Linked DNA regions of Homo sapiens: region 2 is linked to region 1. A link is a loop called in an ENCODE intact Hi-C map of the cell type or tissue named here. Cell type or tissue: PC-9. All regions are shown on one strand. Links, peaks and the distances in the headings refer to the core of each region. The heading gives the core; the rest is flanking DNA. Region 1 overlaps COL4A2 (collagen type IV alpha 2 chain). Region 2 holds the start of LOC124903212 (a long non-coding RNA gene).

Region 1 (16,387 bases), core at 3,795-11,794:
AGCTGGTACTGCCCTCCCCCCACACAGGTGAGCTAGTACAGCCCTCCCCCACACACACAGGTGAGCTAGTGCAGCCCTCCCCCACACACACAGGTGAGCTAGTGCAGCCCTCCCCCACACACACAGGTGAGCTAGTGCAGCCCTCCCCCACACACACAGGTGAGCTAGTACAGCCCTCCCCCACACACACAGGTGAGCTAGTGCAGCCCTCCCCCCACACAGGTGAGCTAGTGCAGCCCTCCCCCACACACACAGGTGAGCTAGTGCAGCCCTCTCCCACACACAGTTGAGCTACTGCAGCCCTCCCCACACAAACAGGTGAGCAGTGGCTCACAGGTGAATCTTAATCTAGCTTTTCACCCTCAGCCAGCCTCTGCCAGCCTGCCTGGAGCCTCCCTATTATCACACAGTTACACCTAAGGGACCCTGGACAAGGCTGGCTTCTGGTGTTCACTGATTGAAACCTTATCATGCAAGTAAAACTTACCAGATGACAGAACCCTTTCCAATGTTAAGCAAATTGTATTTTACCACAGCCTTTTCACTCTCTTCTGAGTTACGTGTCAATGACTAAACAGGACTATCACTTGGGGACTCCCTCTGTAAGTTGTTTTGTGATAGCGGGTCTGCTGGAACCTTCCCCTTTCCTGTCACCAGCTGCATGTCCACGTGGAGGTGCAAGTGGCATGGCCAGGCCCACTCTGCCACTGCCGCCCAGCAGGGTCTTCCAGATAGTCCAGGGCAGAAGGGCAGGACACGCAGGCTTCTGACCCAAAACCTCCTGGCAAGAGTTGGCCTTGGGTTCCAGCAATGACTCCATGTTCCTTTTGTATGGGTGATTTTTTTTTTCTTTCAGCTAACAATTTTCTACTAGAGAACTCTCATCTGAGAGTTTCACGTTTTTTATGTTCTTCTTATAATTCTTTACCTAATATAGTATCTGATGCATCAGTTACTACTATAAAAAAAAAAAACTCCAAAAAGTGGAAAGTCCCAAACCCTTCAGAGAAAACAGTACCTTGAAAGCTTTTACATTTCTTTCCAGTGATCTTTTTGTCTTGAGTGAGGTAATGAGGCAGCTGGAGTTTATGGTGTAAAAGTAAACATATATAAAATCCTCTCACGCCCTGAAAACACGATCCTAGGTATTTGCCAATTTTTCAATGGCTCCAATGTTTATCTGCAATGGGGCTCATAAATCCCATGATTTGAATATGTGATTTCTAGAAATCCAACTCCATACTAAGCCAGAAAGTTTAGCACCAAAGCTCAAGACTAGATGGGCTGGCGCATTCATGCCTTTTACTACACGTGAGGGAGGCATGAACAGGCGCTTGGCAGAGGTCCTCAGTTGACCCAATAATTCATTGGCCAGTTGTCTGGGAAGGGCAGGCGGGCCTCCTGGGTCTATAGGGTAAAGCATCAACTCATATCCTCCATCTGCTGTTTCCCAAGCTATTTTTAATTTTGATTTTAAAGCCACTTGCCAAATCCCTCCATATAAATCAAAGGTTGAAATGATTTGAATGGTTTCAAATTGATCTAACAGACTCCTTATTCTAGGTTTACGATATTCACTGTATTTAGTTGTAGTGAGTTATTCATAACCCACTCAAAAATGAATGATGCATTCTTACTTTTGGAACTAGGACTTGTAGGCTGATTAAGATACCTCCCAGTAACACTTTTCTACATGTACCGATGGCTCCAGTGCTATATTGTGAGGGAAGGAATACCTCATTGAGAGGCAGCCCTGCTCATTCCACGCCAAGGCAGTTTCCATGGACATGCCAGCCGTGCGTGCACACACGCACGTGCATGTGTGTATGTGTGTTCCCACTGACATCTTACCTGTCCTCCAGAGAGAGTCTTAGGAATTCCAACATTTACAAGAGCCCGAAGTACCACACTTTGGAATGTGAGGTCTCCAGGAGGAACAGAAATATTGACTTATTAGGGCAGGGTGTGTGCTTCAGACAGTCTCTTAAAAACTCAACAAGTCTCTGACCTGAGCCTTGGCATCTCCTGAGAAGACATGGGTCTCTGAAACAGTCTCGAGACACAAATGCCTCCCTGAGGACCTCAGAGGAGGAGTGTGAGGACTGCTATGTGGTGTCCCATGTCTGTGGCCTGGCCACTCCCTCCAGCAGAGGCATACCGACTGCACGCACCTGCTGCCACCCTGCTCTCAGCCCTCCAGCCTATCCCTTCATTTTACTGCTTAACGCAAATCAAAGACAAGCCGCGATCCTATTCTTGTCAACTCCTTAATAAAAATGATGAGTTTCCTCCCACCCTGCAGCCTCCTCAAATCTCTGCTCACCCCCTTCATGAAGAAACACTGGCCCTGGTCCATATTTTAACTTCAGTCTCCGTGAGGCCTGTTTTTCCCTATAAGGTCTGGTTTGCCTCAGTGTTCTTTAAAGAATCCTGCATGGGTCTCACCAAGCATTTGACACACCTCTTTTTACAACAATCACAGGCTCATGAAAGAAACATCAATTCAATCCTCCATTAATTTCTCATTTCAAGTCTGAATTTCCAAGGCAGCAACTGTGTAGGGCAATTCCAATGCCCAGCTCTCACTGACGCCCCCTGCAGGTGTGCCTGGCTGCTGACCCCACTGAAGCTCGCAGGGCCAGGAGGTTCCTGCAGCTCCTACTGCAGGTGTGGAACGTGATCCAGGCTCGTGGGGCGTGCTGTAGCCGTTCAGCCCGGCTGGCCAAACTCCTGTGGTTGTCTGGGTGTCCTTCACCCCAAGGCAGGAAAGGACTCAAGGCCTGGCGGGACCAGTTTTACAGAAGGCCTGTGAAAGCTGGTGGGGGCACCCTACTCCCTGGAGAATGCCTGACTCTCACCTCCTCATAGGCACACAGAACCTCCCCACCCAGGGAACTCGGGACCACCGAGGAATCTGAACCGTATCCGGCACCTTCCTTCAACTGCACCAGTGAGAGGACACCTCACATCCCCAATTCCAAACTAACATGACAAAGGGCAAGGGGCTGGGAGGTCCTTCATCCACGCTTTCACTTTACAAATTCATTCACTCATGATCACTGATGTGAATTTCCTCTGAGCCATGCACTGTGCTGGGCTCTGGGTATAGAGTAGGGGGCAGATTAGACATTGCTCCTGCCCTGTGGCAGGTGACCAAGTAGACAAGAAGGTGAAATAAGTAAACAAACAACTAAACCCACATAATTTAAATTCTGGTAAGAGCTGCGAAGAAGAGGATGGTTAGAGAGCAAATTAGGAACAGTGGGTCCTTAAGTATTGCATTATCCTGTTCACAGAGAGGACTGGCTGTGTTCAGGCCTGCGCCCTAGGGCTCTGCTATGCTCCACTATTCCTTCTATGCCTACCTCCCAAGGCCAACCTCCCTGCCTGACAGCCTGAGGCTCTCACTGCTAGAAAGCAGAGACAGACTGGCTACCCCTAACCTCCAGGCCTAGGAGGGCACCACCTTCATGCCATCATCATCGTCATCATCATCATCATCATGATCATTATCAGGGAATCAGGAACATCCTGAGTTGGAGTGACTCGAAGCCCATTCTTCCTATGACTTTCAGGATGCTCCAACACTGCTGTGCTCCCCAACTTGCAGCTCAGGACTCCATTTCAATCTAGTGCCGCTTTTCAGTACCCACAGTTGAACATCCTTAGTCCCTACTCAGCTGACAGCCAGCTCAGTGGCTTCCCAGGCGCATTGGCCAGGAAACTTCAGACCTAAATTCCAAATCATGGAAGGAGTTTGCCTAGGGGGATGAATCATTACTTCCCTCAGCAAATGAATGAACATTTACTGAGGACCTGCAGGCAGTCCTACCTTGCCAACTATCTCATCACACACCAACCTGGAGGCCAGACCCCATTGGACTTATCTGCTCCTTCAAGAAAGGCAGAGGAATTAAAGAAGCTGGCAGAGGCACTGTGGACAAAGGGAAGGGGTGCTAAGTCTGATTATTGTAAGCTCTTGACATCTTTAGTGTTGTGGAACCAAAAGGAATAGTTCTGAAAAATAAATGTGAATTATACATTTTAGGAAATAAGTGTCCAAAGCAGCATAAACCTAAGAAGCAAGGTAGACTTGAAAGTCTCTGAGCTGCAAGGAAGAGATGAAGGACCGGTCATTCTTGCACCAGTTCTTAGGGACAAAACCCACGCCGGCAAGGGAGGAGCAGGGTAGAGAAAGCCACAGGCAGCAAAGAAGCAGGAGAGAAGGCTGGGTGCGGGGGCTCATGCCTGTAATCCCAGCACTTTGGGAGACCCAGGCAGGCAGATCGCTTGAGCTCAGGGGTTCAAGACCAGCCTGGGTAACAAAGCAAAACCCTGTCTGTACAAAACAAACGAACAAACAAACAAACAAACAAACAAAAAGAATAGCTGGGTGTGGTGGTGCACGCCTGTGGTCCCAGCTGCTTGGAGGGCTGGGGTGGGAAGATGGCTTGAGCCCGGGAGGTGGAGGTTGCAGTGAGCCGAGATTACGCCACTGTACTCCAGCCTGGGCAACAGAGCAAGACCCTATCTCAAAAAGAAAAAATAAAAATAAAGAAAGAAAGAAACAAGAGAGAGAGCAGGTAGCAAAGAAGACACTGGACAGAGAGTTTGAGGAAGATTTACCTGGAAGTTGTACCACAAATAAAATGGGAGGGAATAAGAGGGAAACAGAGAGGAAAACTGATCAGAGGCAGGGACTTAGACACAAAGTCAAAGAGGTCATGAGTGCTTGTCTGAAGGGCAGCTGCTCTCCCAGCTGGCCCCCGCCATGGCAAGTGTGCTGTGTGGACAGGGCCCATCAGCATCACCCTGGAGCTAGTGAGGAATGCAGGCCCCACCCCACCTTTCTTGGAGCAGAACCTGCTTTCTAGCATGACTTCCAGGTTAGCACACCGAGGTTTGCAAAGCCCTACACTAGGTGGTCGGATGGGCATTGTGAAAACAGGCTTTGTTTAGAGATAGTGAGAAAGCTGGAAACCACTGAACCATCACCCTGGGTGCAACAGAAGGTAGGAGTTATTACAGGTTCAGCATGTTCCATGACTCAGTGGGTGCCTGGCATGTCTGTCCTAGAAAAGTGATGGCCCTTGGACCTTGCTTTGACCTCTGTGACCTGTGCTGCATCTGGGGCGGCTCTGAGCCCTAAGGACTCAGTGGCTGAGCCTCTAATCCCTCCAAGTGCTAAAAAAAATTGTAGTTCTCTCTTTTAATTTTTTTAAAATTCAAAATATCCTTCTAGAGCTCTTCTTTTTCCTGTTCTGAAACTGGTAGCCAGCATTGCTGTGCCAATTCAAAACTGTAGGAATTGGAAATGTTTAGGAGCCAGTTGGCAGTGTATGTAAAGGCATAAGATGTGTTTTCCAGAAACCTTAGATTACATTCTACTCAATTGGAATGCAACAGACATTTTTTCCAGGTGCAGAACGGGAATCTTTGAGTGAGGGATTTCTTGGTTGACTTCATATATGGAAATTCTTTTCCTTGGAGTCTTATTTAAATCTTGGCATCATTACATTTAGAAAGATGTGGAAATTGGGCTGGGTGTGGTGGCTCACGCCTGTAAGCCTAGCACTTTGGGAGGCCTAGGCGGTGGATCACTTGAAGTTAGGAGTTCAAGACCAGCCTGGCCAACATGGTGAAACCCTGTCTCTACTAAGAATGTAAAAATTAGCTGGACATGGTGGCTCACGCTTGTAATACCAACTACTCACGAGGTTGAGACACAAGAATCACTTCAACCCGAGAAGTGGAGGTTTTAGTGAGCCACGACTGTGCTACTGCACTCCAGCCTGGGTGACGGAGTGAGACTGTGTCTCAATAAAAAAAAAAAAGAAGATATGAAAATCCATCTGTTTGCATGGATAGATTTACCATAGACATCAAATCACTCCAGATGCACAATCTAGATTCCTTGGTGAGTCTTTTACCTCTGGAAGAATAAAAGTCATGGAACCCTTTAAGGAAAACCAGGTTCTAGTTTCTTGAACCAGGCTCCTATCAGGATCAAATGCAGAATTTCTTGCTTGGAGTCACTAGCTGCCTGGCTGCCAGCAGAGACTCTGTCATTTATCAATGGGATACAGTGGAGTTGGAGCAGAGATCAAGAGTGGCAGCTGCAGGATTAAGAGGACATCCGGTCCTCCTGGTTGCTGCCCTGGCTCTTCTGTGAGTGACCCAATGACAGTGAGAAGAGAGTATCGTGTTGCCTTCACTAGGATCCTGTGCCACCAGGCAGAGGGAGAGTCCCTCCTTTGCCACCGGGGAAAAGGGTGTCCTCCTTGGTAGATGTCTGAGGAATCGCCCATCTCAAAACGTGGAGAAAACTGCCCAATGTCACTTCTCTCCATGGCAGATTGGTCCTTATATTTAGGACACTAAAAAAATAGGTTTAAATGACAACCTGAATGCCAGGAAACAAAACACATAAACAATTTAAACTCTTTGAGACTACTATTTCTCTACTACCACTGCAAATTGTCAACATATAGCAAGGGAACAAACCATGGAAATGCACCCAGCCCTCTTCAGACATGAGTATCATTTAAAGTGGATGCCATGTAGACGAATGAAAAAAAATGCTGGTCATTGTTCTCAACTTGCACATAGAAAATGAGCAGTAATCGAGTTATATGAATCGCAAGAACAAAACTCATCTGTCCCAAAACAAAGAATATTTTGTCCTCTACATGTTCCAAGAAACTTCTTGTCCAAGGAAGTCTTTTTAAGCCAATTTACCTCCAGCCAACAAGAGCCATCCTCTGAAGGGAATTTACAGATAGCTGACGATTGGATTGTGCCTAGCATCTAACCCAAATTCCCTCCACAGAGGAATACTGAAAAACCTACGCCAAGTGACAAACAAGATCAACATTACCTATTGTTAAAAAGTTATCATCCTTTTGAAAGCTAAAAAGTTATCTTTTCAAGGCAAAAAAAAAAAATCTATACAATTCTTTGTCTTTGACACAAGTCCAGTCAAGCTGGACTTTTAGAATTACTATTTTAATCAAAAAAGAGGCCAAAAGAGAAGAAAGCCAACTCGGGAACAAGGTTCTCAGTAAAGTTCTATTAGTTTATCAAAACAGGAAATATAAGCCATTTCCGCACATGCAGCTTTAGAAATTAAGGAAATAATTCCAACATGGTATTAGCAGGGCAAGGTATATGGAAGAGGAAGTGCAGGTCACAGTTGTACCACCCAGCACAAATCCTTCTTCTATATGCCGGGCAGCAAAGCCAGCCAATTCAGCTTCCTTTGTTTAACAGTACTTCAAGGGCATCCTAAATAAATGTGTTCACTCTACAGAATGGTCTTGAACTAGTCACCAGCTCAAGATGGTGAAATGCCTGAAGGACAGGGGCGCTCCCCCACGTACAATGAATAAGCCCCATGGGCTTTTCTGGAATGCCAGTGAGTGCCAGCAGTTATGACTGCGTCGATGCCTGTCCTCATGGAACTGAGAGACTCAGAGAAGGAGGGAGGAGCTCAGGCTGTGTATTTGGAACAGGAGAACCAGAAAGAAATGACAGTAGTTCAACGAGTTGGGCTAGACACTCTTTAGGAAGACAGACGTCCTTCCTGTCTGGAAGCAATCCTTTACGGTCTCCCAGACGAATACCTGAGGAATGGGATCATTCCCCATCCTGGTTCAACACGGCGGCAAGACATAACCAGGAGGCATGACGTTCGGTGCCCTCCCCTGAGTCATCGGCAACAAGCCCCGTGTTTTCATATCTGCACACCTTTACATTTTAACGAGCAATGACCGGCCAAGTGGGCCACCTTCCATTTCTCCTCAGGCAGCTCAATGTCTGGGTGTTTTCCACACACAGTGTGCTATTGGCAGGGCCACCTCTGACAGCCGTACTTTAGTGCTGGAGCTTGGGTCCTGACGGGCAGGACTGGCTCCAGAAAAAATTCAGGAATTTGACTGCCAGGGCATGCAGTGTGTGGTGGGCCAAAGGCCAGGGCCAGAACACATCCCAGTGACATTAGTCATCCTGAGACATTTAAAGCAGGCTGAATGACAGTGGAGGGATGGCAGGCAGGGCCCCAGGTAGGAACTGCTGAGAACCCAGGATGCTGAAGAGCAGGTGTGAGGGGCCAACTGGGAACATGAATGATGTAGCAAAGGGCAAGAGTTCAGGCAGAGAAGTGACTGGTCCTTTGAAGCCACAGCATCTTCTGCACAAAGGGAGGATGATGGCACCCTTGCACAGGGCTGCTGTGAGGGTTTGGTGATGTAACTCAGCCCCCCGAGCCTTCCCAGCTAAAGGGTCTCCAATGCCTGGCTCCCCGGCCTAGAGCTCCTGACACATGAATGAGAGGTGAAGCCCAGCCAACATAGTCTAAGCCAACGCTGCCTTGGAAATGCCTTGTCCTGGGCTAGAGATGATCTCAGAGCATGGGTGGGCCTGGTTTCAGGTGAGGACAGGTAGGCCATCTGGCTGAGTGAGGAAAGGGGGCTTGGCATTTCCTGACACACATCCTCTGCCCTGGCCACTTCTTCACAGTTCACACTCAGTGCCTTTCTAGAGGCGAAAAGCAGGCTGAGATGCGCCCTCTCACCAGCGAGGAAGGCAGGTGTGCACACGGGCCCGGCATGCGGAGGCGTGGACCCAGGTGTTCGCACTTGGCAGTGAGCCACGATAAGCGCAGGGGATGAGGCTCTGTCCAGAGCCAGTCTTCCCCGTTCTTTCATGGCCTCCCCTTAGTCAACAGAGCACCCTGGCCTTCACCCCGGGAGGAGCTGAGCCCTCATTTGTTGGGTGGTTTTATTAGGTGCTGGGTGGAGACTCACATGTGCCTCATCTTGAGTCATCTGGTCTAGAAGCCTGGAACCTACACAGCAAACACCCAGGGTGTAGACATGGGTGTGGGGCCGTCGTCAGCCGTCAGGCAGGCAGGACAGCGACCAAAGGGGCCGGGTTGAGCTGGGCAGCACAGGTGACAAGCAGCCTTCACAGTGGGCATACAGCAGAGCACTGGAGCCACAGAACAGGGCACTGAAATGCAGGCAATTTCCATCTCGGAGCACTGGAGGGTGCCCCGTCGAAATATGAGTTGCCTGCATTTGAAGGTTTCCTTGCCTGTCTTCGAATGTCTTGGTCACTAGAGTTCTGGGGCCCCTGCTTCTCTCACTCAAAGTTACTTCCTGAAATCTGTTCCATCACTCCTGCCATAGACACTGCTCCTTATATTGTCTATGGTGACCACGGGATCAACGGCTAAGACCGCTGAAGATTTTCATTGCAATTTAGATATATTTATTAACCCATGGCTAAATTCTCCTTTGAATCAGGTCTTACTCACTTGATTTCAAAAGTTAATCTTAAATGACTTTCTGTCTGGGATTCCCAAGGCTTTGAGTTACGCAGGAAACAACGCCCCAAAAGCCTCAAACAAGAAAGAGTTCTCTTTCTTTTCAAGTATTTTGATACTGTTCCTTCAGTACCCCAGGAAAGCTCCTCATTTCCAAATTCACCTCTCACTGGCCTTCATTGCTGGCTCCTGGCCCCCAGGTTGTGAGGGTGATAGAGGCAGCCCAGGATCCTGGCTGGGGTTGCCCAGATACATCAGCAGCGCCCCGGAGCTGGGTGTGGGCAGGATCCCAAAGCCCATCTTCTTGATGTCATCATGAAGTGGACACACAGCTGGCACTATTCTGAGAACTAACACGCACCCCAGCTACCTTGCAGAAGGTGGTCCCCCTGTGCACAGGTACACATGCCCAGGCACAGATGAGATGGAACAAGATGAGAGCCTGGGTGTTGCTATCTGACTCACGTGACTTCTGTCCCACACAGCAGCTGGGGGTGTGTCAGTGGACCAATTGCCAGAAACCACCTTCCCTTGCCCCCTGTCCTTCTCCACCCCTAATATAGATGGCCACCCTTCATGTTTTTGTAAATCACTAATGGCTGTCTAGGTCGGTACTTAGCTAGGTGGGTGCTTCTGGTATTAACCCTTTAGTTGAGAGCCCATATCAGGTTAAAAAGAACGGGTGAGGACGAGATGTGCATCAATGTGAGTCTGACTTTCTTCTTTCCCAGGTGAGTGGCTGGTGTGTTTGAGGAGGCCTCGACTGTACCCATAGGGAAGGTGAGGGTGTGAAGCCAGCATCTGCTGTCCTCTGATTCCTGCACCCCACTGCTTCCCAGGAACAGCAGGCTTCGCTTCTCCTGAGACCCGCCGACTGGGGTTCTGCTCCCCTGCATCCACTGTTCCCTCCACTTTCAAAGTCTCTTTTTCTTTCAACTACAGCGGAATGCTTAATCACTTATTTTACATGCTGAGGGAATGTGAGGATTTTCAATGCATTGAGTATGAACACCTCTGAAGTTCCATCCTCGCAAAGAACTTGCGTTTGTACACACTGTTCCTTCAGCTTGGAATGTCCTCCATACCCTCACCTTCCTTGTCAGTGTAGTCAAGACCAACTCAAACACACCAGCCACTCACCTTGGGAAGAAGAAAGTCAAATCACATTGATTCACATCTAGTCCCCACTCATTCTTTTTAAGAACAGGCTTTTCTGCTGTAACACAGTATATGACTGTTTCTGAAAAATTCTCACACTCTGCAAAACCACACAGCAAACCACCGAGGTCCATGGGAAAAACAGAGCTGGGGCAGACCACTCAATACCGATGCAACTTTGTAACTAGGGCCTTAATAAAATTGGTAGCAATCCTAATACAAATAATAGCACAGTTTAATGGACATGTTAACTTCTCAAGTAAAGAAATATTGCAGTAAATAAAACAGTTTATCTTGAAGAAAAGTGATGGCATAGTTTCATAGAAGGGGGTGTAAGGAAGTGCTGAGACTGCTACACTGCAGAGAGCAAGGACAGGATGACCAAAGATTGGGAAGAGCTGTGGAGAAAGCATTTCTAAGGAGAGTATGTGGCCTGAGCGAGGCAAGAGAGAGAATACTGCGGCCCTGGGGTCTCGTATAGAGTTCCATTCCTTGACAGTTTGCTGTGCTGATGTGTATTCTTCTACTTACCCTCAGCTATCCTGTTACTCAGTGGTACAAACACCATGCTGGGAAAAATGTCACGCATGAACTAACATGACTTCCATCTCATACTGACATCATTCTCTTCTGTTCCAATTACCTATCAGCAAGTATGAGTTAGAGGAGATGTGCTGTAACAAACAGCCTACTTCAATATTCTCTCATTGGCTACTCATTTAAACCTCAATGTTGTCGTCAAATAACTAATAAGAAAATTGGCTGCATAAAAGACCATCTTTTATGAAGGCTATTTGTCATGTCATCCTTTTAATAGCCTGAGGGATTTTGTTCTGTCTCCGTGTTGAGAAGAACAAGTTACAAGGAGCTTTTAACTCTTGTTCAAGAGGCCATCAATGTAATCATAGTTAGAAGTGAGTTTTCAGACTCATAGGTACACATGCAGTGAAGAGTTTCACATGTTACATTTAGAATAAATACCCTTACATATTTATGAGCTATGTTGTTTTTCTTCTGTTTCGTTAGGGAGAGAGTTCACCGAGACATCATCTAATATAAGCATTACCTCACACATTATCTACACTAAATTTTAATTATTTATACGGCATGCCAGTTCTTGGTATTCTTTGGCAATGAATGAAAATGTGTATGTGGTTAGTATTGGCATATAGGTCTAAGGTAAATATTTAGCCCTGTTGGTAATAAACAAAGTGGGTCCATCTCTTGAAGCTATTTATTCCAGAGAAGTACCTTCAGTTTAAGAGTTCTGTTCAAAACCTGCCCTCTGTGCTAAATTTGGGAGAAAAAAATCTGAAAAGCATGGAATGAAAGAGATCCAGGAATCCTTTTTCAGAATACAATAAGATTTCTGTTCTGGTTGGTGAAGACTGGTCTAGGCAAGGAAGGTCCCCGTTTGCATTGGCACACAGCAGCGCTGCGCTGCCCGGGCAGGCTCAGCCTCAGGTGCCTGCAGCTTTATCTTTGCAAACTTGACCATCAAAGTCCCAGGGGCTTTGGGGCCATGGACAACACCACACCCATGCGACAGCCACTTTACCTACCTGCTGGCCTGGCTTCTGGGTTAGAATTTCTGAATTTCTGCCCCGCCCTTTCTCCTGGAGGTACGCTGCCAAGTGAATCACGCCTGGCAGCTTTCAGACGGCGTGTACCTATGCCTTCCCACATCAGCAGGGATCGAGGATGCCTTTGCTGTGAACTCACACTCGGTAGTTTTTTCTCTGCCTGGAAGAAGGTCTGTGCATAAAATCTGCTCTAAGTCACAGCAGACGCCTACTCCTGGGGCCAGCAGAGGAGAGCACCCACTGGGTACGGACAGGCGCAGGCAGCACTCCGTTATTTGGGAGTGGATTATCTACCTGGATATTTCAACAGTGGATTTTCAATCCCACTCCTCTCTGCCCCTCACTAGGTTGTTGGGATTTTAATTCTTGTGTTCGATGGACAATCAGAGACCACACACACAGTCACTGCAGTATGAAGTTGCAAAGATTGCATGTTCCCTGGACTAGGTTAGACCAAGTTTTGGACGCTAACCTCTGTCGATAAGGCTAATTTGGAATTAGCATGCACACATTTTTAGGTTTGAGCACGATTTTTAGAGTCTCCTGAGTGTGAAATTTTAGGAGCCAGCTCTACCCTGCTCTCCTATACCAGTGCATGAAGACAGTTGATTTTTCTAGTCTTTTTACGCTTAATCTGGAGTGTTTGCAAGAAGATGGGTTCTTCCTGGGCTCCAGAGTGCTATGATGCTGTCTTGTGCCTTTGCCCTGCCCTAAGCTTCCAGTCGGGTGTGCGGGTCTCCAGTGCTGCAGATTTGGTTTGCTCTGAATGGCACTGTGTTTGGGAGAAACTTGATTTGCTTTGGACCAAGGGTGCCCGGGCTCCAGGCCATGTTTCGTGGGGGCGGTCTTGTGAGGAATGCTCATCCCACATGCCCTGCAGGGTCCTCATTTAAAAAATGGGTAGAACCTACTGTTCCTGCCTCCTGGGGTTGCCGTTAGGATGAAAGGAGATTAACCCACGGGAAGAGGTGAGGATAGTGCCCGGCTCCCGGCAGGAAGTACCCAGCATCCATGGTCCATGTTCTTAACCTGCATTTTATCATCTTCCCCTAGTGGGGGAAGATGCTGGTGTATTTCCATCTCACGATACAGACCTGGGGAACAGCAGGTGTCAACACTGTTATTGTTCAAGGAGATTGCTCTTTATGGAGACACTTGCATGCTTTAGGATTTTCACTGAGTAAGCATGCATATAATGCTGACTCTATATGGCTTCCAGAATTCACCTTAAAAGGGTCTTACTTGATTTAATGTTAAGTTCTAGGTACCATCAATTTCTCTGAAGTAAGATTTCAAAAGGAAAAAATTTAGTAAGCTAATTCATCTCTAATAAGTCAAATTCTTAGCTTTCTTTATTCTATCTCTCTCTTTCTTTTAAAAAATTCAATGAGTAGCTGGCTTAGGCACAATTTAAATGGCTCATCTATGCCGAATCTTGTACCCGAGGTCAACCAATGAGCCAGGGTCACTTGGGATCCAGGCCAAGATCCCCATTCTCTGTTCGTCACTATGAGCCTAAGATAAAAATTCGTGAGTCCTGTCTAAGCAACAAGGCTTGTAGTCCTCCTATGTATCAAAAGTGCTCTTATCATATTACAAACAACTAACATGCTGAGATTATAAACATCCACAAACGCGGACTTCCTCCAGTATTCTATGTGATGTCATCTGGCCCTTCTTTCATATCCGCTTTTATTATGCTCCTGTCCTTTCAAAACAGACTGTGTGCCACAGTACAACAAAAGCCAGGAAACGTCGGCCCTCTGGCAGCGAGACAGAGCTGGAAACAAGGAGAAACTGATAAAGCAGAAACACCTCCAGATGGAGAAGTAAAGAATCAATCCTGACACAGCAACTCAGCCTGGCGTCTTTAAAGCCGGTATCCCCTTACGCACACCTAAGGAAGGCTCCTGCTCTGCTCCTCTCAAAGTGGAGTTGTTACTGAGTTGTTTTCATCAGTGCAGGTGGACATTCCCCAGAAAACGTCCTCTAGCAAACACTTCTGAGAGTCTGCTAAGTGCTAAGATCTAAAAGCCAATAGGCAGGCCCCTTGTCCTTGGGAGAAGACAAGCCAGTGGCAGAAATCAACAGCCCTGAACAGTAAATCCTTAACAACACCTAATCAGCCACAAACTATGTACACCCAACCTAAGGCTCGTGAGTGAGTCCCACAGCCACCCTTAGTCACTGCTCCATAGGGGCTGGACGGCCAGCAGCTGGGATTTCTGGCTATGGGTGGGAACATGACAGAAAGCAGGGAACACAGAGCTTTGTGCAGGGCGGTGTTGGTCTGACACTCTACTGGGGAGAAGCCCGTCGTCCCGATGACGCCACGCGCTTGGATGTGTTTTAAAATGGGGTTCTGATGCGAAGGCAGCGCTGGCCACCGACCTGCTCAGTGAACACCGGAAGTGGCGGGCGGGCTTCTTTCCCTTCTCTGTCGTGATTCAGTGCTTCCTGTCACCCCCAGCACACCCCTCCCCACCCCTGGGGAAGCCACTGCCAGGAACCAGCTCCCTGACATACCATAAACAGTCAAACACTGACGACGCTCCCTGCTGCCAGGTCACTGAAATCTTTTCCCTTAATAGACAATACTCCTCCTCCTGTTGGGAGCAATCCACAGACGCCGGAACACGAGTCAGAAAGGAACAGAGTCCTCTGAAGTCCCCAGAATCGCATGGCTGAAAACGCCCCGAGAGTACCCAAGGGTCACACTCACACATGCAGAGCCTGAAGCAAGCGAGAAGCTGGGGTTTGCTCTCGGGGAACTTAACAGCCAAGGACATAGAGTGAGCTCGAGACCCTAAAGACTCTCTGTCCCTGTGCAGTTCTTTGTGCTTCGTAATGTCTTCATGAGCTACAGGACTGCTCTCCTTTCTTCCGCAGCTGCCCCAAAAGACTGGATCTTTCTGCCCCTGGGCTAGGAGAAGTACCCTTCAGAAGATGCTGCCAAAGGAACTCCCCAAGGTGGGGAGGGGATGAACCTTAAACATTTTCTTTCTACACTTCCACTCTTCTCAAGTCTTCTCATCCTCTTCCTTTATCTCTTTTTGTTCTTTTACATCTTTAGAATGAAGTCTTTGGAAAGGTGGATTTGCTGTATTTGTAGTCAGCTTACATGAGGACCATGGCCATATCTGTGGCTAGAGTAAATTGTCCTTGGCTGGGCGCGGTGGCTCACGAGGTCAGGACGTCAACACCAGCCTGGCCAAGATGGTGAAACCGCATCTCTACTAAAAATACAAAAATTAGCCGGGTGTGGTGGCGTGCACCTATAATCTCAGCTACCAGGGAGGCTGAGGCAGGGAACTGCTTGAACCCAGGAGGCGGAGGCTGCAGTGAGCTGAGATCAGGCACTCCAACCTGGGCAACAGAACAAGACTACATCTGAAAAAAAAAATTGTCCTCTTAGACTGGACTCTGCAGGGGCACCAGGTGCCCATTGGGTGAGAGGTTCTCAGGCTCTGTGAACCAGGAGGCCCATTTATTATCCACTCTACCTGTCACCCACCCTCAAGGATTCAAGCCATTCTGGCAATGTCATAAACCGCCAGGATGAACCTTCTTCCTTCCAATCAGTGTAAACAGTGTTACTGTTCTATACTGGGTTAGTTACAGGATACATTATGAGTTTATACAGCTTCATGGAGTGCCATTGTTCCATTTCTGGAATGCTTCTGAAGTGCCACAGACTGTCATTATTTGGATGGTCCAGGTTAGCAACTCCTCGGCACCGAGCACCTCTATTTTGACTCCTTCTTTGATTTTTTCCTCCCACCAAGTTTACTGAGCATCTATTATGGTCCCAGGTATTGTGCTAAGACTGAGGATACCAGGTTCAAAGATCAGATTTCCAGAACTGGAAAAGATGAGCAAGATGATTAATTCTGGGAGATCCCAGTCTTTTATTAATGAAGACCTACTTTTGACTCTGTTTTTGTTTTTTTTCCCCTATATCTGAGGCTTGTAGAGAAAGGGGCTGTGCTGCTGGAGGCTGAGGCTGACATGCACTCCCTCTGGCTCAGTCCTCACAATTGGGTCGGAGGCAGTAAACTCGTTTGAGACTGACCGGCCAGGCTTCCAAGGTCAGGGAAGCCCCTGCTCCCACGACATTCTTCCCACGAAAACTGGGTGCTACAGAGATTTTAGGGAACTTCCCTAAGATGAAGCCCCAAATATGCAAGCACCAGTGATTCCCTCCATCCAGGAATCTCATCACGATGCTATTGTGATAACATGCTGCCCCTCCCACACCTACTGTCCATCAGAATTCAGTCCTCTTTTCTCTAAACGAAGGCTTTCTGCACAAAAGGTAAAA
Region 2 (16,387 bases), core at 8,040-16,039, 100 kb after region 1:
GACACGCTTAAAAATTTTTTTTAAGTAGTATTGTTAATGAAATACTTTCAGTTTGTTTCAGATTTGCACAAAGTTTAGAATAAATATGTCCTGACTGGAGAGTGAATCATGCAATTAGTCACTGGACTGAGTGAGTTAGAACCACCTAATTAGGGTCAATGAGCTAAAAAATAAAAATAAAACAATTAAGGCTAGACGGAAGAGGAGGAAATGGTGACTTTTTGAAAAGAAAACAAGGTCTGGAGAGTATTGCCTTAAAAAGGTAAAATGTGCAAATTAACAAGATGGAAAAAACCATTGAGTGTGGTTCTGAAAACTGAGCAAAGGGCGCACGCGTCAGAAATGGCTTTGGAAGCCAAGGGCCTCACTCCAGGGACCGGGCGGCCCCGTGTCATCTGAAGTCTTTGCATCCGCAAAGGATCCCATAGGTTGCTCAGGATCGCCGGTGAATGAGATCCTCAGGTTAAATAAATATTTTGGTGACAGATCAAGGCTGCATATATCTATCATACATGTATTTTCCACTTTTAATGCTATGAAATGCAATGAAAGACATCTAATATTAAAACTATGCTGAACTTATTTTTTGAAGATATTTAATGATTTAAGGATTTAAAATATATATATTGTGGGAACTACAGTGTATCAGCTTCTTTGCATAGTAAGACTACCAAGAGCTCTAGTTAAACCGAAATTGAAGTCAAAGCAACAACCAAAAAGTTAACATTGTTTATTACCTTATTTATTAAATTATCATTTATATCACCTGGCAATTTCAGATTGACTATTTTTTAATAAAGAGGCACATAGTTGGTGTAAATAGATGGAAATACATTTTCAAATTCAAAATATTTATTACCATTTAAATTTTCTTTTCTTTTTTTTTGAGATGAAGTCTCACTCTGTCACCCAGGCTGGTGTGCAGTGGCATGATCTTGGCTCACTGCAACCTCTGGCTCCTGGGTTCAAGCGATTCTCCTGCCTTAGCCGCCCGAGTATCTGGGACTACAGGCGTGCGCCACCACGCCTGGCTAATTTTTGTATTTTTTTAGTAGAGATGGGATTTTACCATATTGGCCAGGCTGGTCTCGAACTCCTGAGCTCATGCGATCTGCCCGCCTTGGCCTCCCAAAGTGCTGGGATTACAGGCATGAGCCACTGCGCCGGCTTAAATTTTATTTTCTTGAGTGCTGCCCGGTTCACTTTGGCTCCACGTGACTTCTGCTCATTTAAGCTTCACAGTATGTGGTAGCAAAAGGTTTTCTAGAATTTTCTGGATGTTAACATGCTTAATACAAGTTCTTTGTCTTTAGGAACCATATTTCTATTTCTACAAATCTCATAGCCTTGTTGTATTGTATGCACTGTAGGCAATGGGAAAATAAGTATTCAATGAATGTCAGTGAGAAAAGAAAGAAACGAGGGCTATTTGTGTATTACTCATTCAAATGGAAGGACCAGGGACATGGAATGAATTATATTTTCCATATTTTATGTATTTCTTATTTATTTTTATAATAAATTATGAATGGTTTAAGGCTGCTAAATATTCTTCTTAGGTTCCTTTGGAAAAGGCAAGAGTTCCTGAAGTTGTAGCACATTTCAATAGCTACATAGCATTACGCTTGTCAATTAATTAGACCATTTGGCTTCAAGAGTTGCTGGTAAACTCTATTTATGTATTCTCTTTTTTCATGTCTTAAGAGTGAGACTCCCCTCTCAGGGTTATAGTGGGGAAGTGTGGTTTGGAAAGGAGGCCTCAACATGCACTGACCTTGTACAGTTAACCACAGTGTCTCACAGGGTCCTGGAGAGATAGCTCTTGGCACCCTCTGCCACTGTTCAAATACCAGTGTATGTCATTGAGAGACCATGGCTTTGACCAGCAAAAGTTCAACTTTTCTCTGTGGTATACCTCAGTTTTTCTTCTTTAACCACAAATGTACTTGTGCTTTTAGGTAGGTCCTTTGGAAGTAGCACTTACGGTTTGCAGAGTAGCATTTTTGGTTTACCAGCCGTTATCTTCCATATTCTTATGGAGAGTTTTAGTTGCTGTTGTGCTCACATTTGCTCATGGCCTTGGAAGGATGTCGCATGGAAGTCTCCCAGATGGATCTCTGACCACTTGTCAAATGCAGAGAAGGTTTGCCGCAGGATCTCTTCCACATGTTCGTTATTCTGTAGGGTTTGTTATGTGCAGTTTCTATTTACATTATGTTTGAGTTTTCAAACCTGGTTTTAAAGATACAAATCAGATAATATTATCCTTAGAAGGTGATGTTTTCAAGAGTGATTTCTTTGGGTTTTGGGAACTGTGCAGCAGCATTTCAGAATCTATCTTTTATAAGTAGTATAAATTCTTCCATTTATTTTTGAAAAGTGGCTTTGCAAGTGAGTGCAGTTATGAAAACTACACTTTAGTTTCATTCTGGCTGGCTGGGATTAGTCTAAACATGAAGATTTTTTTAAAGACATGTCTGGTGTCTGACAAAAGAGATGAACAGCTATGATTGCTATCATAGAGACTATTTAATAGTCCCTCTGTGAAATGGAAGTAATATTAAATTAATCAATAGAATGCATTTGTTGAATGCATAGTGAGTGCGTGGTTAGATCCTATCCCACAGGAAAGAATATCTATTTGCTATCCTTGTTGCTGAAAGTATCGGATAGACCCCCCCGCCGCCGGTCTGGGGCATGAATAGAGTGTAGCTGGGTTAAAGTGGATGCAAACCCCTCACCCCATGGCCGACCTCCGCATTTCCAGTTGCACCTGTAAATACACCAGGGCTTCAACCCTCTTTAAACTTCCCAATGTTCTTCAAACTCCCTGTGCACGTTCTCATTTCCATATTTGGTTCCCTTGCTTTCTCTTTCTGGAATTTCCTCCTTTGCTTTCCCGGGCACTGACATCCTCCCTGTGGTTCTGGGCTCTGAGGTCCAGTTCACCTGCTCCCTCGAGGATGCACGTTCACAGTGCCTGCTGGTTCCTGACAGGGCAGCACCACTCAGCAAGTGGCCATCCTCCTCTGCTGTCTTCACCTCTTCCTCCCGAGTATCATCCTCGTCCAAAACCATTTTTCCTTCTCCAGCATCTTGTAGGTTTGTTGCAATCATCCTGTGGAGTCATTTAGTTTTTTTGATGTGTTTTTCCCCCCGGACTAGAATATGCCCGAAGGTAGAAACCACGCCCTATTCACCCTGTCGCTTGGGGCCCAGGACAACTCTTGAACATCTTAAACATTATATAGGTGTCTTGTCTCTAGCCGGAGATTTCATGGGGAGGAGGCTGAAATGTTAGGCAAGATTTTAAAACAGTTAGGTATGATTTAATAGATAAGAAGAACATGAGATATACAGCGTGATTTGTAGAATAAAAATCTTCACATAAAATTTGTCTAATTGACAGTAGAATTACCAGCTAAGAAAATGAGACCTATTACCTTCTCCTGTCATAAGATAAGGTCAGTCACAGTCTTTTCTTTCCTCTGCCTCCTTCCCCCTCCCTTCCTGCCTTCCCCCTCCCTTCCTGCCTTCCCCCTCCCTTCCTGCCTTCCCCCTCCCTTCCTGCCTTCCCCCTCCCTTCCTGCCTTCCCCCTTCCCTTCCTGCCTTCCCCCTTCCCTTCCTGCCTTCCCCCTTCCCTTCCTGCCTTCCCCCTTCCCTTCCTGCCTTCCCCCTTCCCTTCCTGCCTTCCCCCTCCCTTCCTGCCTTCCCCCTTCCCCCTCCCTTCCTGCCTTCCCCCTTCCCTTCCTGCCTGCCTGCCCCCTCCCTTCCTGCCTGCCCCCTTCCCTTCCTGCCTGCCTGCCCCCTCCCTTCCTGCCTGCCCCCTTCCCTTCCTGCCTGCCTGCCCCCTCCCTTCCTGCCTGCCCCCTTCCCTTCCTTTCCCTCCTTTCCCCCTGTTCCTGGTGGAATCACCGTTCTTTCATTGGGAAACCTCCTGTCTTCCCCTCATGACACTGAATTGGTCCTTGAGCCATGACCTGCCTCCCTCCCTTGCACTCTTCTCCCGCCTTCTTGCGGCTGCCCTGCTCTAGCTCCCATCCCCAAGGGCAAGGACGTCCTTGCAAGTCTCCTCATTTCCCTTCCCTCCTCATGCTAATACACTTGACACAAGTCTCACAGATGAATGCCACCAAAATCCAGCGAATGGGATAGGTCTCCCTCATCTCTAAACTTTTAGACCCTACCCAAGGCCTGCTAGAAAATGAGGTGGAAAACACTTGGCCTTTTGTGGGCACAGGCAGCTGCCCCACCAGTGTCCTTGCAGCACTCTGGCCTTCAGGCAGCCCTGTGCAGGGCTGAAGCCGACACCTGGGCTGTTCTGCTGGCACACAGACCTCCTCCGCGGGAAGTGTGCTCCTGCTGGCTTGTCCAGCCACCTTCCTTGTAATGGGCTTAGCGTGGTAGGGGCCACAGCTTCTCTCCTCTTAACCAGCAAGCTCCTTGAGAACACAGCTCATGTCTAAGTCATCCTTCACCCTCCAGATTGCAAGTACAGTGGCAAGCACATAGTAAGTGCTCATTAAATTGCTACCAAGTGAGTAAGAGTAGCAGGCCTGTTCAGTTGCATATTCCCCAGTTCTGTGGAAAAGGAGGGCTTACCTAAGTCTGCTTTTTAGAAGAGGAATTTATCTTTTTAGGATGGGGACACACAGAGAATGGCAGGAGGTCATATAATTTGGGTTACATTCCAAATCTCCACTGGAAGAGATTAGTGATGTCGCTATTCTGGGGGAGAAGATGAGCACAAAATCAGCAATGATTTAAAATATTTAATTGTTTAAGGAAAAAAAGTGGTCCTACTGCCACCACTGGTTTTACTAAACTCTGTTTTTGAGTTGCATGTCCGTCATGCTTGAAATATTTCACTAGTCACTTAGGCTTTTCATGTTTCCTTTTAAAGTATGTTACAAACTGTAGGGCTCCTTAAAGGGTCAGCTGGTGGAACGCAGTGGGATAAATAGAACATGGGCGCTGCTGTGTCTTCCTCAGAGCAAAGCCACCCTCCCGCTTCTGTGCTGTGTATCACTTCCCAGAGGCAAACGGAGCCCTCATGATATGCTTCAAAGAGAGTTCTGTTGATGGGAAAACTATCTGCATACTCCCTCTTGCTAGCCGTCCAGTAAACCTATGGATCATGGCATTAAGCTAGACCATTTGTTTGGAATTTCTCGCTTAATGTGACAATATGCAGTGCACTTCCTGGACCACAGAGGGATAGACAGCAGCTGTTGGCTAAGTCATCCTCTGATAGGAGCTAAGTGATCCTCTGTTAGGAGCTAAGTGATCCTCTGGTTTCAAACCTAGACCCAGTTGGGAGTTCTTCTGAAGGCTGAGTGCAGTAAAGGTTGTGGGTGGGGTCAGAGGGCATGGAGTTTTCCATGTGTGGTATCATGTTGGCGCTCAAAAAGTTTTATATTTTGGAGCATTTTGTATTTTGGATTTTGGGGTTAGGAATATTCAACCTGTAGCGCATTTCTTTTACAAACCTTCTCCTACTCCAATTAATCATGTTGATGGGCATGAAGACAGCACATTATACTTTATATATATACACACACACATACATATATACGTATAATTATACGTATATATAATACATACATACGTATAATTATACATATATACGTATAATTATACGTATATATAATACATACATACGTATAATTATATGTATATGTAATACATACATACGTATAATTATACGTATATGTAATACATACGTATAATTATATGTATATGTAATACATACATACACATATAATTATACGTATATGTAATACATACATACATATATAATTATAAGTATATGTAATACATACATACGTATAATTATATGCATATGTAATACATACATACGTATAATTATATGTATATGTAATACATATATACTTATAATTATATGTATATGTAATACGTATAATTATATGTATATATAATACATATAATTATATGTATATGTAATACATATAATTATATGTATATGTAATACATATAATTATATGTATATGTAATACATATAATTATATGTATATGTAATACATATAATTATATGTATATGTAATACATATAATTATATGTATATGTAATACATATAATTATATGTATATGTAATACATATAATTATATGTATATGTAATACATATAATTATATGTATATATACCTAATTATATGTATATATACCTAATTATATGTATATATAATACATACATACATATAGTTATATGTATATATAATACATACGTACATATAGTTATATGTATATATAATACGTACATATAGTTATATGTATATATAATACATACGTACATATAGTTATATGTATATGTAATACATACGTACTTATAGTTATATGTATATGTAATACATACGTACTTATAGTTATATGTATATGTAATACATACGTACTTATAGTTATCTGTATATGTAATACATACGTACTTATAGTTATCTGTATATGTAATACATACGTACTTATAGTTATCTGTATATGTAATACATACGTACTTATAGTTATCTGTATATGTAATACATACGTACTTATAGTTATCTGTATATGTAATACATACGTACTTATAGTTATCTGTATATGTAATACATACGTACTTATAGTTATCTGTATATGTAATACATACTTATAATTATATGTTTATATGATACATACATATAATTATATGTATAATACATACATACTTATAATTATATGTATAATACATATATACATATAATTATATGTATATATACATATTATATGTATATATACATATATACATTTTGTATATAAGTATATATAATATATACAATTATACATATATAATACATATATACGTATAATTATACGTATATAATACATATATACGTATAATTATACGTATATATAATACATATATACGTATAATTATACGTATATATAATACATATATACGTATAATTATACGTATATATAATACATATAATTATATGTATATAATACATATACGTATAATTATACATATATAATACATATACACATATAACTATGTGTAGAAACATGCTTTAAAATTAAATGTTATTATAAATTTGGAGATTGTAGATGGAATAGATTAAAATGTAATTTATTTGGCTGGGAGTGGTGGCTCACACCTCTAATCCCAGTGCTTCGGGAGGCTGAGGTGGGTGGTTCACCTGAGGTCAGGAGTTCGAGACCAGCCTGGCCAACATGGTGAAACCACGTCTCTACTAAAAATAGAAAAATCAGCCAGGCATGGTGGCAGGCACCTGTAATCCCAGCTACTTGGGAGGCTGAGACAGGAGAATTGCCTGAACCCGGGAGAGGGAGGTTGCAGTGAGTTGAGATCGCGCCACAGCACTCCAGCCTGGGCAACAGAGCGAGACTCTACCTCAAAAAAAAGTAATTTATTTATGATTAGGAATTAATAAAGAAGACACTTATGCCCAGTTGTTGGAATTTCTGTAAGTCTTCCCGTAAATGTGCTATCACTTTTCAGACAGCAATTATAGACTCCTTTATCAGAGTCAGTGTTACTGGGACTAAGGAGAATTAAGGCGGAGAAGACTGTGCCTCTGCTGTAAGTCAGGTGTGGGTTCAAGGTCTTTATGCTCTCAGGCTGTGCGGCCAAGATCTGAAAAGTTAAACTCCTGTCTGCCTCAGGAATGTGCTGTCTTAATTCTGTACCGGCTTGCACCTGTGCCTGTCTGGCAGCCTGTTCTCGCCGTCTTTCCCTCATCCTGGGTTCTTCCTAGGTGAACAGCCCTGACTTTTCGCAACTCAGCTGAAGTGTGCCCTACCTTGGGGGTCCCCGAGTCCCCCTCTGGCATGCCCGTGAGTCTCTGCTCACCTCCCTTGCAGCCCACGTTTTATTGTAATTTCACCTTTCCTTATCCAGCTTGCTCACACACTCAGCTCTGTATTCTTAGCACTGGGGGGTGCCTGGCCCATGCAGGCGTGCAGTAGATGGGAAGTGAATCTCACCACCTGTTAAGAAAAAGATAAGTATGACTGGGCACTGCCAGGAGCTGTGAAGGAGTGCCTGGCACAGGCCTGCTGGTGCTTCCCCTGCCCCACCCACTCACCCTAGTCTTGGGCATGGGGCCTTGGGGCTGTCTTGCGTGGGCTGGGCTTGGGAGTCAGATGTTGAAAGTGAAGGCAGAAGCCCACATGGCCGGTGCAGGCCAGGGTGGCACCAGGGTGTGGAAGGAGTAGGCCATGGAAGATGAAAACCGGGAATAGCTGGGAGAACTCCCTGCCCTTCAGCACAGCCGGGAGCCGCACAGTTCTCCAAAGCTGGAAGAAATAGTCCAACGTCTTTTTTCGTGCCTGTCTGGGTAAAATTTGCTGTTCTTCAAAGGGTGCCTGTAAAATAGGCACTGGTGGAATGAAGGGGTTAAAGATGAAAGTTACAAAGGATGGGAGCAGGGCTGGTGGGAAAAGAATCCGGGGAACCGGGAAGAGTAGCTAAGAGTGACAACTCTATGGGTGGGAGATTCCTTCTCTGGAATTAGGGAGTTTGAGTTTCATTGAGAGAACGAAATGTCTCTCAAGTCTACATATTTGCCTGGAGCTGACACTTGGTTTGGGAGGGGCTCCGTGGGACCCGGATGCTGGGGACGCACTGGCCTTGCCCCACTGTGCTAGTGCGTCAGGCCAGTGACTCACAAGCACGGGAAGGCTCGCCCCAGGTCATGCCTCCCAACAGTGTTTCCACCCATGGGTCCCAGCAGACACACACGAAGCCCACCAACTCATTTCACACACAGCCATCCAAGGAACCACTGACCCATGGCAACTAATCATACTCACATCTGCTTGCAGCTGGACAAAGACCAATGACCTGGAGGTGAAGTGCCGGTCTTCATGGTCATTCCCTCCAGGCCATCCTATTCCCCAAGCAGGAACATTTAATGTCCACCCCCGTTTAGTGGGAAAAAGGGAAGAAAAGAAGTGAAACATGAGTCAACAAAATTATATGACAGGGAAAATGAGACCAGAACTTTAGTCACATGTTGTTCCTAAGAGAAGCCAAGAAAACACCCTCATTTCCTCAAGGCGTGTGGTTTCTTGGGAGCCTTTCTGCCCTGCAAACTCAGTCTCTAATTGAGAAGCAGAATAGAGCATGTACCTCACATGTACAAATCTTAGTCATACTACAGCACAGAGAGAGACATGTTACATATTAGAAATTCACTGTTTCTCACATTTTTTGTGCTTTTTTTTTTTTTTGCCAAGAATGTATCAACTCTTGTTGTTTTCAAATTAGGGCAGAAATATTGTGTAACTCTAAACAGTAGTAGGGACTGTTTTGTTTCTATGTCTTCCATTATTAAATGGAACAGAAATATTATTTTATTTACCTAAGTTGTCCTTTCAGGGGAGTTAATGATGAATAATTATTTTCACATCTTTGGGATCACATCTATCTTACATTAGTCAAAACAAATGATGATGATAATAAAACAAATGCAGATGAAAGCACAATGATTTTGAGTTCTGTGAGAATAAGGGAGAGAAGTTAATTTTACCTTTAAAACCACAATACTAAGTATATTTTTGGAAGTTGAAAAATGTTATGCAAATGTAAGCTTTTAAGAAATCATTATTTGTACTACAACATTTGGCCTATATTTTACTGTTTTTTAAGTAATTTTTAAATGCCATGGACACTTTTTTGGGGAGCTAATTTTATTGAAGTTTATCAACTTACAGAAACATATCAAAGGCGAAGGGTACAGCTCAGTGCATTTTCCCCAAAGTGAACATAGCAGTGAACCCAGACTACGGACCAGAACATTACCAGAAGGCACGAAGTCCCTGGAGTCCTCTTCTAGTCAGTAGCCCTCACGAGTAACCAGGATCCAACGTCATCTTGTTCGGCTTTGACTTTTACAGGAATGGAGTCACCCAGTTTGTCTTCTTTTGTGCCTGCTTCAGCTTGCTGCGGGTGCTGTAGCTGGCCTGCCCTGGTGTGGCCGGGGACTCCCTTCCGTGAATATACCCCATCGTTTCTCAGTCCCTTGAACTGTTTCCAGCTGGGGCGATTGTGGATAGTGCTGCTGTGAACAGGCTTAAGCACGTCCCTTTTTCTCGAATTTTATTGAAATACAACAAAGTGCAAACATCACAAGTGCACAGCTCGATGAGTTTTTACCGACGTATACACCCGTGTAGTCACCGCCCGCAACAAGCAAAGAATGTTTCCTGCACCCCAGAAACCTCCCTTGTCCCTACCTTTGCCACACCCCCGCAGAAGGTCATCACAATTCTGACTTCTTTTCCCCATAGACAGATGCCTCCGTTCTTGAATTTCATATGATGGGATCATACAGAGTGTGCTCTCTCTGGAGAAGTTTTAAGATTCTTTTTTAGGGCATTCTTGGGCCCTGGGGGTCCATGGAGCTGGGGAGAGCCATTTTGCAGAGCCTCACAGCCACCGCGGTTAAAACAAGCGTGACACAAGCAGCACAGCGGCAAACAGGACAGAAGCTAGAAAGTCCATTCTCCACGTGCAGTCTTTGAGGTTTCGCTATCCGAAAAAAGTGTGAGTGCCTGCTGCATCTGTGTGTGGTTATCTTTTATTCACCACACCAGCATTTTGTGTGTGTGAATGAAGTGGAATTTAAAATAATAGAATTGAGGCCGGGTGCGGTGGCTCACACCTGTAATCCCAGCGTTTTGGGAGGCTGAGGCGTGTGGATCACTTGAGGCCAGGAGTTCGAACCAGCCTGGCCAACATGGCGAAATCCCATCTCTACTAAAAATACAAAAAAATTATCCTGGCGTGGTGGCCCGTGCCTGTAGTCCCAGCCACTCGGGAGGCTGAGGCAGGAGAATCGCTTGAATCCAGATGGCAGAGGTTGCGGTGAGCCGACGTCGCGCCAGTGCACTCCAGCCTGCGCCACAGAGCGAGACCCCAGCAGGACGTGATGAAGGTCAATGGGGTTTTGTCCAACTTGCCTCAGTTGGAGCAACGTACCAGTGCGCCCCTGCCGTGTGGCCGTGGGGCTTATCCCTGGGAGTGGAATTTGGGGGAAGGAGCCGGGGCCAGGGGCCAGGGCCCAGCTACAGCGGAGGCGGCTGAGCGCCTTCCAGAGGGTTGGGAATGTCCCGCTCGCAATCCCGCCGGGAGCGTGTGGGGCCCGCGCTTGCTGCGTACTCTTAATTCTGCCCAAGTAGCCCTAAGATACAGTCTCTTGCCTCCATACGCTTATTTAGTTGGGTAGGGAATTATTTAAAAGACTCCCCGAGGAAGTGCTGCAACCAGGAAGAGCCCTCGACGGCAGTATCACCAGGAAAGTATTTTGACATTTTTGCACAGCATAGGGAATGCGAGAAAGAATTTGAAAGATAAGCTGTTTAGACTTGGCAGATCTCCACATGTCCCTATTTGGTGGGATGTGAAACACATAAAAATTGTGAAAGCTGCGATGTTAAAGGTCTATCTTCCATCAAAAGCAGGAAAAAAAATCAGAAAATTGAGGACCTCATCCTGTTTAACTCATTCCAAATATGCCTTCATCAGAAGACATGTCCCAGTTAAACTGTATAACACTGCACCCTTCTCCCCTCCCTCCCTCCCTCCCTCTCTCTCTGCCACACACACACACACACACACACACACACACACACACACACACACGAGTAGCATAGCAGCTGGTATTCTTCGGTTCAGTTAAAAAGGCATTCTGTAAACAGAATGAGTGAGCTTTCCTCTTTTTGCATCCTCTGGAATGGAATTCACTGTAATCTTGAGAAGAGCGCCCTCTTGGTCTGTAGATGCGAGAAAACCAGAAATAGGCTTTATTTCTTATTAAAACCATTGACTTCTCTTCCTCCCCTTTCTTCTTTGGCACTCGTACTGTGTATTGTAAAATCTTTGTGTATTTTAAGAACTTAATATACTTTATAACGTGAATACTGATGGTGGATCTCTGAATATCTTAATTGGAGCATGAAAGAAAAGTTTCACAGTATTAATTATTTTAACATATCCTGAAAAGTTTAAGAGACTTTTAGAGAATATAAAAGATATTTGGTTTAGGGATTACTTTGTAGTACCTTTTGCATTCCTTTCATATTGTATTTTTTGTTTTCGTTTAAAGCTGATCTCTGCTATTGAAGTTATGTGTGCGTGTGTGTGTCTGACAGAGTCCACTGGGGACTATTATTATTATTTTCTTTTCTGTTTCAAACACAGTTAAGTCAGTTTGGCTTCCATTTGGAGACAACTTATTATACTCTGTAGGCCACATGGTCTATGGGGAAGAGGCTAAAAGGACTTTCAAAACTGACTTGGTTTTCATTAAGTTTGTCTACAGTTTTAGGAGTATAAATAATAAATTCACCCCCAACCCCAAGAGCTTTCTAGGGTCCTCTTTTTCCACATTGGTCTGGGGTACCTGTGTTGCTGTTGTCCATGGCTGGTCTGCTTTTATAAGAGAGACCGAGACCCCCGCCTTTCTTTCCTTTGAGAACTCCCAGCCATATTCCCCGTCTTCCAAGTGGAGACTGCCTTCGTGACCCACTTTCATCCTCATGACCACTCGGGTTAAGTGTGTGCCTCACAGGAGCACAACACAGGCATTGCTCCAGGAACTTGGAACTCATTGACCCTAGAACACCAATGAGGGGAAAACCAGGAAGAGGATGAGTACCGCACAGAATGTACCAGTTCTTCCCATTCTAGAATCTGAAACAGATGGTATGGGAGCTTATCTGTAGGGTCATCCAGACACCGGGAGAATGCAGAGCCCTCATAAAGGCCCTCAGATATGCAGCCAGCAGGGAGCCGGTGGAGTCCACCAGTCTGCATATAGCTTTAGATTTTTCTGGGAGTCCAGATGCAAGGTGTATTTCCTCAGGAAATGATGAAATGGTGACATAGCTTTTCACATGTCAGGTCACCAATGAAATTGTGAACCTGGGTAACCTGCATTATTTATGTACCCCTTTTAAACACAGTAATTTACAACAGTGAATTAAGACTTGCATTACCTGACTTTTATTTTAATTCACCATTTGAAGCTTATACATTACACCTGAGTGAAGGGGGTACTCAGGTCATCCTTTGTATTTTTTTTTTCTTTTTAGCAGTGAACCATTGAACTGCAGCTAAAATACCTTCATATGCCAGGGTGAAACCCAGCACGGGCCCTTATATGACAGAAAGGACCAGAATAGTGATATTTTAAAATAGATTTTATTTAACAAAGTAAACATACATCTTAGGATATTTGTTTGTCATTCTTGTCATTCTAAAGGCTAGCTTTTTTGTTTTTTTTTTTTAACAAAACCATTTACATAAAATGCTAGGCCACCCAGAATGTGACACAAAAATCATGATCTTAGACATCTTTTGTTCTGAAAAGCTAACCCTAATTTAGATATTTTTGGAATGATCAATTTTTTAGAATTGATAATCAAATTCCCTACACACATAAAGCCATGCATGTTTTTGGTCCAGGATTAAAAAAAATTACTTGCTTATGAAAAAGCGTAAGGTGGTGGGGGAAGGCCGGGGTCGGGGGTCAGTCCTGTCTCATCTCTGATTTTCCCCAGTGTTCCTTAGTACCTGAAGTGGTCCCCAGGGTAAAACTACCCACCCGCCTGTCACCGGCACCGGCTGGGGGTGTTTCTGTACCAAAAGCACAAGAAGCGTCTTGACCCGAGGGTCCACAGTCACAGCCTTGCAGCCTCTTATCTGCAGTCCCAGGCAATGGAAGCATTCACGGATGGCTTAAGGGCCCAGTTCCAGGAAATTCATTTTTATAACCTCCCTCAAATTGCAGAAAGATAAAGCTTCTGAGATTTTATCAACCTTTCAGAAAACTCCAGATCACCAAATAGCCATTTTCAGCTTCAATCCCTTAAATCCCTGCTTAATCTGCTCTTTCCCAGAAAGCAGCAATTGACTCACAAGTCGAAAATCCACACTACTTCAGGCTGGTGTTGAGTTTCTGCCAGCTAAGCCCAGATGACTGCTGGACATTTCCTAAATGGACTCTGCAGATACATGAGACTTAGCCTGGTGGGTTTTCCTTTTGGTATCTGTAGGAGGGGGATGAAACACTGCAGAGTTTAAAGAACAGAGATGTGTTTCCAAACTTGGCTCAAACGCAAACAGGTTGTGGGCAGTGGCATAATCCCAGCAAAGAGGCTGCCCCGAAACTCCAGGGACTTGGAGATGACCTGGTGATGGAATAGCTGGTCTGGACGGCTCCAGGTGTCAGGTGCCAGATGCCAGCGCACTCCCCAGAGTCCCCGGCTCTTCCCTGGCTACTCTGTGATCTGGAGCAGTCAGGTAATCATTGCCGAGTTCCCTGTTTGGAGCTTTGTCCCACAGTGCTGTTGTGCACGAATGCACTGTGGTTGAGGTGCGCGGTGCCACTGGATTTCCATCTACAGTTGTTACTTAAGGTTGCTTAGATGGGTAACACCAGTAACAGCACCAAGAATACAACCATAATTGGGTACTGATTTCATCAATTCTAAGATGTGCATTTATTGATGTTTTAACAACTCTGGAATTGGGATAGATCTAACAATTGATAATGTGTCATTGTTTAATTAGTACCCTTCTTGATTTCTTAGTATGGGTTTTACAATTGGTGTCGTCTTAGATGAAGTACAGCTCACATCAGGCTCAATGCTACGGGAGCCTGGTGTGAGCTGTATGTGAGGCTGCCTCCAAAGCACTCAGGGTGTACCGGGGAGACACAGAAGTAAACAACGAGAAACGTGATAAGCCTGACAATAGAGACATGCAGTCAGCAATTCGCAGGAGCCAGGTAGGGAGCAGGTGACCCTCACCTGGGGATTAGACACATGGTAGTACTGGCTGAGTTAGGTACCTCTGGTGAGGTCTCTCAGTACTGGTATTTGTCCATTTTGGAAGAACCTCCTGGAGCACAGGTTACAGATTTTGGCCTCATCTCTTTGGATGCCTCTGAGTGGTCACCAAAACCCAGATTATGAAGCAAATCTGTGCACATGGATTGATTTAAAATGTTAGGAGGTTATGAGAGTGTAGGCTGAAAATTGCCTAAAATGTGAGTCAGAGAAAAACACAGACCTATCATCTCTGGAGTTTTTTTGGACTGTTGTCAGCTGTCCCCATTTCCAAAATATAAAATTGAGAACAGCTTACTGTCTTGGAGGCACTTGTTCAGATTTAGCTTTACAAAATAAATATCTCCAGATGTGATTGTTTTATGCAGGCGTCTCCATGGCAATGCAGCTGAGGCTGGAATATGTTGTTAAAAATATACACTTTGCATGATCACAATACTATTAGTGGCATGATTTTATTTTCAGGAAATGATAATCACCTGAAGTAGAATATAAGTAAACATTTTATATCAGACTTAAAGCAGAGCCTCTAATAAAGCTTATTAACCCGATTATTCATCTCATACCTCTTTACATTCTGTCCACAATACCTGTGTCTGTCATGGTTTAAAATTGGGATTCTTCTAAGGAAATTGCAAGTGCGTGTATGTACCGACGTATTTCTATCTTTTCATGTGATGACAATTTTACATAATGGAAATTGAAGTTGGGTTCTAATTTCAACTTTGTCCTAGCGTGTTATAATAAATCTTCTAATTCAGTTTCCACATCTGTAAATGGGGATGGCACTACCTATCTTGAAATGCTTGTTATGATCATTAAATAAGATGATCGCTGACTGTGCGTGGCACCTGGTAAGCGTTTGAACACGTGGTAGCTTGCTTCCTTTCCAGCTTTTATCACAGGCTTGGATTCATTTCCTTCCATTTTAAAAGTTAATTTTTATGTTAGAAGTGAACTACAGGCTGGGCACAGTGTCTCATGCCTATAATCCCAGCACTTTGGGAGGCTGAGGCGGGTGGATCACATGAGGTCAGGAGTTCGAGACCAGCCTGGTCAACATGATGAAACCCCATCTCTACTAAAAACACAAAAAATTAGCTGGGTGTGGTGGCGGATGCCTGTATTACCAGCTACTTGGGATGCTGAGGAAGGAGAATCACTTGAACTGGAGAGGTGGAGGTTGCAGTGTGCCAAGATCACGCCATTGCACTCCAGCCTGGGCAACAAAAGCAACACTTTGTCTTAAAAAAAAAAAAGTGAACTACAAGAATATTTTGTTGTTGACTGTTCTTTAATGTGACGTTCAAGCTTTAATTGAATTCAAAAAGGAGTTCTTTAAGATTGGGGCTTAAAAATCAGCTCATTCCTTTATTCTGTTCTGTACAAACTTTTTTTTGCGCGGCCGTGTGTCCTTGAGACCACGTCATTGGGAGCTCTCAGCCTCCACGGTCTTAGGTCTGACACCTCTAAATAAGAAGCATGACATTTGGGTAGCTTTGCAAATATGGGTGTTGCCCTGTTAAACTAATCCCCGAGGGAG

Evidence for each region. Hi-C counts contacts between places; a loop is a spot of excess contacts. Peaks named below come from ENCODE experiments on the same cell type or tissue, not always from the same donor. Only the 100,000 strongest peaks of a DNase experiment are listed, where the experiment ranks them.
Region 2: it touches region 1 in a loop (9-fold over the local background); 4 of 110 quality-filtered maps call a loop at or near these places.

Annotation. Positions count from the first base shown.
Region 1 is chr13:110,339,214-110,355,600 of GRCh38, reverse strand. The region is part of intron 3 of COL4A2 (collagen type IV alpha 2 chain); the gene reads right to left. MIR8073 (microRNA 8073) reads right to left here and starts at 14,643; the gene lies at 14,572-14,643. RefSeq lists enhancers at 2,181-2,693, 7,693-8,551, 11,500-12,448, 12,449-13,398 and a silencer at 14,470-14,539. In PC-9, for the core only: no CTCF peak of the experiment used is centred there; DNase peaks (open chromatin) are centred at 7,700, 7,860 and 8,770; H3K4me3 peaks cover 1,112 bases; H3K27ac peaks cover 4,299 bases.
Region 2 is chr13:110,243,039-110,259,425 of GRCh38, reverse strand. The region is part of intron 1 of COL4A1 (collagen type IV alpha 1 chain); the gene reads left to right. It overlaps LOC124903212 (a long non-coding RNA gene), which reads right to left and starts at 8,984. Exons shown (of 3, transcript XR_007063872.1): 1 at 8,803-8,984; 2 at 7,841-7,977; 3 at 2,742-3,118. In PC-9, for the core only: a CTCF peak has its summit at 11,809; no DNase peak of the experiment used is centred there.